Linked DNA regions of Mus musculus: region 2 is linked to region 1. A link is a contact called in ENCODE Hi-C or POLR2A ChIA-PET data. All regions are on one chromosome and are shown on one strand. Each heading gives the region's core, a stretch centred on a gene start or an enhancer-like site at or near the end of the contact. The rest is flanking DNA. Distances are from core to core; before and after follow the strand shown.

Region 1 (4,413 bases), core at 1,245-3,744:
GGTGTGTGGTGGGCAGCTGAGAAGCTGGGGTCATAGGAGTTTCTTCCACCTTCCACAGGAGGAGACTCTACATTCCAAGCTGCTCAGATGTTTATTTTTTTTCCCCTCATAATTTTGGTTGATCTGAACAAGAGACTACATAAAAACATCAAGTGAATGGGAGCTGGGGAGGTGGCTCATCAGTCAAATATCTGTGGCTTAGGCATGGCAGGTCTGAGTTCCAGTCCTCACACAATGTGCCAAGCAGGGCAAGGCAGCTGTGGCTCAGCCCGGAGAAGGCAGAGATAGGAGGGTTCCCAGGCTTCGTGCCCAGCCAGTCTGGCTGAATCAGTCAGCTTCATGTTTAGTGAGACCCTGTCTCTAAAAATAAGGTGGAAAGTGATAGAGGATCTCCCCTCCCCCCTTCTCCCTCTCTCTCTTGTGCGAGTACACACACACAACATGTATACAAATCGGGAGGCATGCACATAGAGAGAAGTATGGGATACATACACACAGATATTGAACATGCACACACAGGCGCGGGGCATGTACATACACACAGAAACATGGGACACATACACACACCACCTTCAGATCTTTCCCGGAAACGGTAATGCCTAGGTGGCTGGAGTTACATGTTAAAGGGATGGGGGTGGGGAGGCGCTTAGATCAGACCAGAAGCACCACAGGAAATTAGCTTAGTTGCAGCTGTTTTATTTAATGAGTATAATTTATATTCAAAGTAAAATTTCTGGCAAATACAACCCTTTAAGCAAGAAACATCTTCCCATGTTAGGGGACACCCATAGACTGAGAAGGTTATAGTTGTAAACAGTCTCTCTCTCTCTCTCTCTCTCTCTCTCTCTCTCTCTCTCTCTCTCTCTCTCTGTGTGTGTGTGTGTGTGTGTGTGTGTTCTCACACACATTTGTTTTCTGATGTTTGCCCCGTGAGCCAATGTCACTCCTTCAGTCCTTTGTTGACTGTGGGGATACCCTGTACTCCAGCAAGTGGATCCTGAAGCTGCGTTTTATGAACACTGAATCCCAGGCACCAAGATAACAAAGTCGATGTCCCCTTCCAGACCAGAAGGGCAGACTACTGTCCCTCATGATGTTTGGAGGTGGTCATTGTACATCTCTAGATCTATGATGTGTCCCCTAAGGCCCCGAACCGAAAGCTTGACAAACAGTTCTCCTAGGTCCTGCTCCCCACAGGGAGGCCATCGTATGCTAATGAGGCACGGACAGATAATCTAGCAGCCGGGACAAGTGAGTCCGCAGGTCCACCCAGCACTCTTGAACGCCACTGTGGTTCAGTCACATGTCATCTGGCCCCTCAGCAGACCCTCCTGGTGCCCTCCTCCTCCCACCCCCGGCGACTGAGGGAGGGGTCTCTCCGCTACCTAGCTACCCAGAATTGCACAACGGGACTGCTTGCATATGGTGCTTTTCTTCCCTGTCCACAGCAGGGATGGAGGCAGAGCCCCTGAATCACCTGTAGGGCTTTTACGAGCTCCACAGCCCCCTCCTCAAATTCTAGTTCACTAGTTCTGAAGAAAGAGACATCAGGAGATATGTGTGCGGGGGTCTTGAGGAGTTCTCGTGTATGTCCCACGGCCTCACAGCCCCACAGGTAATTCTGGAGGTTCCCTTATAGAGATACCAACACAGACAGGTCTTGTGACCCAAAAGAAACAGGCCGATATTAGATTCCCACGACGCTACCCCTTTTATTTGCCAAGGTGTCTGTATTCTCTTCAGCTTCTCTCTAAACCCACCACCCTAGAGGCTTTGAACTTGGAGTGTCCCAAAGTCTCAGAACCCTGCGAGACTGTCAGAGGCTCTGGCGGCCAGACAGCAGAAAGACATTCTCTGCTCCCCGCAGCCCTCGGGTTCCCTGTGCCGCGCTCTGGATACCCTGGAGTCAACGTAAGAAAGGATGGCATTTGACCAGTTGCTTCAGCAAATTGCCCGAAGCAAGGCCGCTTGTCCTCTGCACACCTTCGCTTCTGCACCGACCACATAGGGAGGGGGCCCCACCCTGCCCAGTCCACTGGCGCATCCCCTCTGGCCAGGGTTTGTGGCAGGTGGCGCGGTCAAGATGAGCGCAGGGGCCTCGTCTGCAGTTCCTTTCCCTATCGCGGGACCCACTCTTGCTTTGCCCTGGCTCTCCAAGTTGCTGCCGGGTCCCCCCAAACTGGTGATCCCTGGTTCGCGGTCGCGGTCTTACCTCACCATGCAACACTTGGTTGCGCGCTTGCCGGGGGCGCTCCCTCCTAGCCGCTTATTCCCTTACTTGGGAGGAAAGAGGAACCGAGAGACAGAAGGGGACCGAAGCGGGCGCCCGGGCGATCTCCCGGTGCAGCCCTCTCTGGGGCGGAGACATCAGGCAGCCACCAGGGTTGGCGCCCCGGGGTCTTCCGCCTTCGCTGCTGGAAGGGAAGGCTGCCTCTGCTACCCGCTACGGCACTGCGGCTCTGCACCCTGTCCCTCGCAGCATCGCAAGTCCAGCTGCCACTCTCGCTGCGGAGCCCTGCCCCCCGGGCGCAGTGCCCGCCCCCGCCACACACCCGCGCGCGCAGACACACGCGCACCCCACAAACACACTGGTGCACACACATAAACACGTGCTGCGCGCACACTCGCACACCCACGGATGCGTTGGGTGGGAACCTCTGTACATGATCAGGGCACTCCTGGCTGGCAGGGCTTTGGTCAGAGTGCTGGTTGGTGGCTGTGAGAAACCAGCTGACATCAAGGTAGAGGACATTACTTGAAAAATACAATGTCCTCTGGCTGTTTACGTTCCTTAACCTAGAAACCTAGGGGTCTGAGCTGCCTAAATATTCCAACCAAAGCAAAGAAAAATATATTAACATAAAAATAAATCAACAAGTTCTCTGTTTTCTAGGAACTCGCTGTCTCTGATGTCCATTGTCATCGATCCCGTCCAGAAGGACATTTCTGACAATCTTGACCCAGTGGCAGCAGATTGGTGATTATTTCTCCTCTGCAGGCATACATGGTCGGGATCAATCTAGCTAAGCAGAAAGGGGCTCTGATGGATGGGTAAGGTCTCAGGACTAAAGATTATGATTTTTCTCCTTTGTCTTTGCATGACATTGGGTAGTCTTCCTACAGGACAAATAAAACACTTCTAAAACAAACAAAATATACATGCACAAGAAAAAAGAGAACTAGAAAAAAAAAAGGAAAAGTAGAAAATTAGAGAAAATGACGTGGGATTGAGGATAAGGCCCAAGAGGCTGCAGTGGCAGAGGCACGGGGACCTGTGGGACCTTTTCTTTCCATGACGCGGGTGTCTGCGTAGGGTGGCAGCAGCGGCGATGTTATTTCAACAGAATGACTTTTGTCAGTTTCACACCACATTTAGAGTCACCAGGAGTTTACTCTCATCTGTAAAATATGTGGAGTTCACCCGTTTCCACAGCCAAGAATTCTCTTCTGCCAGTGGGCAGTGGAGGTCCCTGTGTGGAACTGCAGCCAAGAAAAGCTTTTTTTTCGGAACGCAGAGGAGCAGGGGACTGTGTGTCTAGGCATCTGGGGAGGAAGCTGCAGACGTGACTGTTGAAAAGCACTGAAAGACCCAGTGGTTAACTCATCCCTGGCCACTAGCAGGGGGTGATGGAACCAAGACAGAACAGAAGTCCTGAGAGCTCTTACACTTCCTTCCGCATGATGATAAGGGCAAAGCCAATGGATGGATGGATGATACCCTGTGCTCACACTTCATCCACAATCCATTCTTTGATCCAGGGCCCCTGGGTAGCTTCTCAGAGCTGCCCTCAGCCAGGCTGACACACTTGGTGTGAGGGTGTTCTGTAACACGTGTGTGAGTTTGTCCTTCATCTTCTTGTTTCCATGTCAGGTACTGACTTACTCATTCCGAGAATATTTATTAAAGTTCCTGCTATCTTTTCAGGCACTTCGCACTGACTCCCGTCATGGACCTCACCTGGGAGAAAAGAGGAATGGAAAGACAGAAAGGGCTTAGAAATGTTAGTGTCTTGTCTTTTAAAAAGGCAGGCCCAAGCACAGGCTTACTGTACACATACTCACAGAACACAGGCCTACTGTATACATCTTCCTTGAGCATAGGCTTAATGTATATATGTTCACCAAGCATGGGCCTACTGTATACATCTTCACTGGGCATAGGCTTACTGTATACACCATCTCCATTGAGCTGTAATCTTACTGTATATGTCTTTGCTGTGCTGGGCTGAGTGACTGTGGAAGATGCAGTTCTTCTCTTCTGAATTGCATCCCTGAGGAGGCAACCACAGTTGCACATGTGTCACAGAAAACCATTTGTCTCTCCCTAGTCCGGACTCATTCTAGAGAAGGCTAACTTGAAGGAGAGCCTGGATAGGGAAGGCATGGCTGCAGGCAAGAGTTGGGACAACATGG
Region 2 (4,413 bases), core at 1,112-3,611, 42 kb after region 1:
CATGAGGTAGCCCAGGTTGGTCAAGAACTCAAAGTCCTTCTGCCTCGGCCTTCAGATGCTGAGTCTGCAGGTGTCCATTATGACGCCTCACCATTCTTTTTAATTATGATTTTTAAATTTGTAGTAGTTCACATAGTTTCTAAATTTATGACTTATGAATTTGGTGTTTCTGGAATTCTACATTTATACTTTTGGGCCAATTGACCACAGGTTACTGAATCCATGGAAAATGAGGCTGTAAATCACAGGCATTGCTTCACTGGGCTTAGCTATGTGTGGGAGGGACTCTGTGAGATATCTGGGGATGTTGGTAGAGGATTGTGAGGCTAAGGCATAGAGAAAGAGCTAGAGACATAACTGAAGCTCACCGTAAGGTGGAAAGATACCAAGAGGGTATCATACAGTGTGCGTCACAAGATTGCTGATGTATTGGCTTCCCATCACTACAATAGGATGCCTGATACAAGCAACTTATGAAGCAAAGAGGTTTATTTTGGCTAACGGTTCTGAGTTCAAGCCAAGATCAGGTAGTTACGCTTGTTTAGGCCTCCAGAAACATTTACACCACATGGTAGGAATGCCTGTATGATGGAGCGCTCAGTCTAAACCAGAAGCCAGAGGCTATAATTCCCTGCAGGACCTTAAGGCCTTCCAGAGGCCAACTGCTACAAAGTCCACAGGTTCTGTCTTTTTCTTTTTGAGTAGAATTTAAGACGGAGTTTCATGTACCCCATGCTTGTCTCAGATTTACTGTTCAGCCAGGGACCTTAAAATCCTGATATTCCTGTCCCAGGTGCTGGGACTGTAAACATGTCACCACTCTTGGCCAACAGGGGCTTTGCTACCAACAGCCCATGGAACAAGCCTTTATCTATGGATCTTTGGAAGACAACACCCAGATTCACATCATAGTGGTGGCTTAATACAATTTCCTAGTCCCTCTTGACAACTTACTTTCAAAAAATAAACTTCACTTTAGTCACAGGATATTTACACAGAACACTCTTCTAGCTTGTGAAAATTAATGATCTTACATTTTTTCTCTTGCAAAGACCTGCCTCGGGTTCTCCTTTTTTCTTAATTACGTTATTATTTCCTACAAAATAATTTAATTTGTTTCTGTCGGGACTGTGTGACATCTATCTGTGCCTGTGGTTTGCAGAGGTCAGTGGTTTTGATCCACAGTTGTCATGGGAGACGGGAAGAGGCCACCTGATTACAGGAAGGATCGTCGCTGCAAACTTGTAGGGCGGGGTCATCTGGTTTGGTTGTTCAGCTTCTTTATTCCTCTTTTCAGTTTAATTGTGGATCTGTAATAGTTTACAAAGACCATAAATTTAAAATATGTAAATATATTTAGCAAGCTGCTTGCTTCATTTAGTTCACATATGCATGGTCCTCATCCCTACTCCAGCCATTCATTGCCATCAGTCTCTCAAGTCCCCTTCCATCCAGCCGCTGCCATCAGTCTCTCAAACCCTCTTCCATTTTCTTCCCCTTCTTCATTTAAAACAAAGCTTTAGAGTATCCTTAGAATTCTTGCCTTGTTTTTAGTTAATATATCCTAGCTATTTTTCCACATCAGAACTCAGATTCTCCATAGCTTATTTCACAGCTTTGCTATTGGTGGACACTCATGTTATTTTCATATGTTCAGTGCTACAGACCAAATACTATAAATCACCTCTGTGCCTGTGTTATTTGCACTCGGGTAAATATACCTGTAAGGCGCATTCCGAGATTCGGGATTCCTGACTTCAGTGTAGCCTGCAAACCAAATAAACCCTTCCCTCTCCCACGTTTCTCTTAGTCATGGTGTTTGTCAGAGTAGCCGGGAAGCAAATAAGACACGGAGTGTATTTTTTATCTTTTCTAATAAATCATTACCTGACCTACTTGTTAATAACTGAACATTTGTTACAACTATTCAATGTGTAAGGTCAGAGGGCCGGGGCTTTGGGAAGTAAGTCATGAGAGTAGATCTCTCAAGAATGGGATGAGTGTACTTATGAGGGGATGGCCCCTCTCCCCACAAGAGCACACAGACAGCAAGTAATTCCTGTGAAGCAGGAAGCCCTCACAGGACACTGAGGATCTGACTGTCTCAGCTTCTAAAGCAGTAGGAATAAAGTCAGTTTTTGCTATTCGTATGCTCTCCATTCTGTGGCTCTTTGTTGTGCTTCCTGAAACCCCACTAACTTCTCACTAGAACTGGAGACTGGGACCTCATTCTTGCAGCAACTCCTTTTCTGAACAGGACTGTGTCAGGTTCCTGCACTGTCCAATTGGTGACTCCTTGTATTGATCCCTGTTACCTCCCACATGGGGCCTCTTCCTTGCCAATGCTGGCCCCTTCCTGAGTTGGGTCTCAGATCTACTAGGTTTGGTCCCTGGGACATTTCCATCCGATTGACTATGCGTGTTCTCCCTCCCCCCCCCCCCCAGTTTCTATGATGAGCCATCTCAAAACCGAAATCGTTTCTGCTTGAATGAAACATTCATGAATTTCTGGGTTTGTATTTAGCAGCAAGGATCCCCGAGCAGGTAGCAGGTCATATGATCACAGTTTGCAAGGGATCCCAGGCCAGTGAATAATGAATGATTCTTCATAACATGTGGCCATACAAAGTCATTAATTTGCTAGAAGTTGCTGTGTCCTGATGCCCCTGAGCCTGAGGGCAGAGCCAAAGTCCTGACTGCATCATGTTGGCACGGTAGAAAGCAGCTGAGCCACTGGAGGCCAGGAGCATTGAGCCAGAACAGAGGTTAGCCTGTCACCATGAATGCGCTGAGGAGGACCAGACATGTTTGCCCTCTGCCAGTAACTGCTCTGTGAAAAAGCACAAGGTTGGCTGCCCACCAAAGACACAGGTTCCCAAATAGAGCCCATGGCCTAGAGGGAGAGGAGAGTCAGCTAAAAATAGCTGTGACGTCTCCTCGCTCGTTTTCTTCTTTCTTTTCATTTTTTATTCTTTAGCAAGTTCACCTAAAATAGTCTGGAAACAGTCCCCCTTCTTCCGGCCCCTGAAGTAGAAAAAGAAAATAGAGAGGTCAGAATATAAAGAATCTAATCTATCCAAACATACCAAGTATCCCTCGAGGGTAACATCTATGTCTACTCCCAGATGAAGGCTGCCCCTCCCCCCCAAAGACCAGGGCCAAAGCCTGTGAGTCTTTGTGGACCAATACAGGCTCTCTCTGGTAGTGGATGGGTGGATGGACTATAGTTTCCATGAAGTTTCCAGGTCCAGGGATCTGGGGAAGCTGCCTCACGTGGTAATGTGCGAAAGCCAGGGTTAGGGTGTCCCATTATACTAACAGAAAGAAGCTACCACTTCGGGTTTAGAGTCAGGAGAGGGAAAGGTTTTCAGAGCCGGCACCTTCTCCAGCCTTGCTTAAAGAGAAAGATGGACTCTCCTTCCTCCTGGCCTCTATCTCTGACATTCTGAAGTGCTGATGTCTCCAGGGCAGTTTGACTCGGGCCTCTCCAGGGATCCTCACTGAGACAGCAGCACTCCTATGATGGGGTGGGAAGGACAAATCCAGAGCCAGGTTCACAGCAGAAGGAGCAAGTCTGACCTTCACAATCAATTCTAGTAACAGCTTGAGTCTGGTCCATGAAGCCATCTGCCCGGATCTGAGATACAGTGATAATTCCATAAGCAGCAGCAGCTTCTTTATTCTATAAAGTGGTGCCATCTACATGATTGAACTTATTTAGCAGCTGCAATGGGGGTGGTGCTCATTGTGTAGATATTGTCACCTCTGTTTTATAGTGGCTGTCAATGAGGCTCACGATGACTTGTTGATGAAAGGTGTACTGTTGGCAAATTTTGGAAAGTTCAGTCCAGGATCTCATCTCTCATCTCCCAGTTCAATATTCTGTCACTACTGTTCAAAACTTTCAGGCGGGGCTGCACCAGAGAAGGGATGCCCCTTGGAACTAAAAACAGGCATTGAGAAGAAGCGTGGCTGTTGCGTGAACACTGGGACTTTTTCAGTTATAATGCCCTCAATGTAATGAAATAACAACAAAAACCTCACAAAAACAACTAAAAGGGGAGAGGGAAGTAATATGTCACTGTTTCAGAGTCTGGGCCCATGGTGAACCAGGACAGAACATGTGGTAGCTGCTACTCACATCCTGGAACACAGGAAGCAGACAAAGGAACCAGGGACCAGACTGAGCCTTCAAAAGCATCCCCCAGTGACCTACCTCCCCAAGCTAAGATCCAGCTCCTAAGAAGTTTCCAAAACCTCCCCAAAATAGCTCTGCCAGGTGAGGACCAAGCATCTAACACACATGCCTATGGGAAGACATTTCCCATTCATATTCATTTCATAACAGTCCCATTGCCAAGTATGGATATTTACTACTGCGTAAATTTGGGCAAGAAGTTACCATTAGAACTT

The links. A loop is a pair of places that touch in the nucleus more often than their neighbours do. ChIA-PET counts read pairs that join two places held with the same protein, here RNA polymerase II (POLR2A).
Region 2: a map of T-helper 17 cell shows a loop between it and region 1 (1.8-fold over the local background). The contact joins the enhancer-like site here to the promoter of Dgkg in region 1. A Hi-C loop is called at or near these places in 1 of 37 maps with a recorded cell type or tissue (T-helper 17 cell). POLR2A ChIA-PET finds 5 or more read pairs at or near these places in 1 of 5 experiments (Patski).

What each region holds. Positions count from the first base shown.
Region 1 is chr16:22,654,737-22,659,149 of GRCm38, forward strand. Dgkg (diacylglycerol kinase, gamma) reads right to left here and starts at 2,495. Exons shown (of 25, transcript NM_138650.2): 1 at 2,213-2,495.
Region 2 is chr16:22,696,416-22,700,828 of GRCm38, forward strand. No RefSeq gene overlaps it. Among named protein-coding and RNA genes, the nearest start is that of Dgkg, 41 kb to the left of the region's middle. Within about 2 kb of position 2,362, at least 1 of the 3 ENCODE cell types and tissues checked has a DNase peak (open chromatin) inside an H3K27ac peak, as active enhancers do.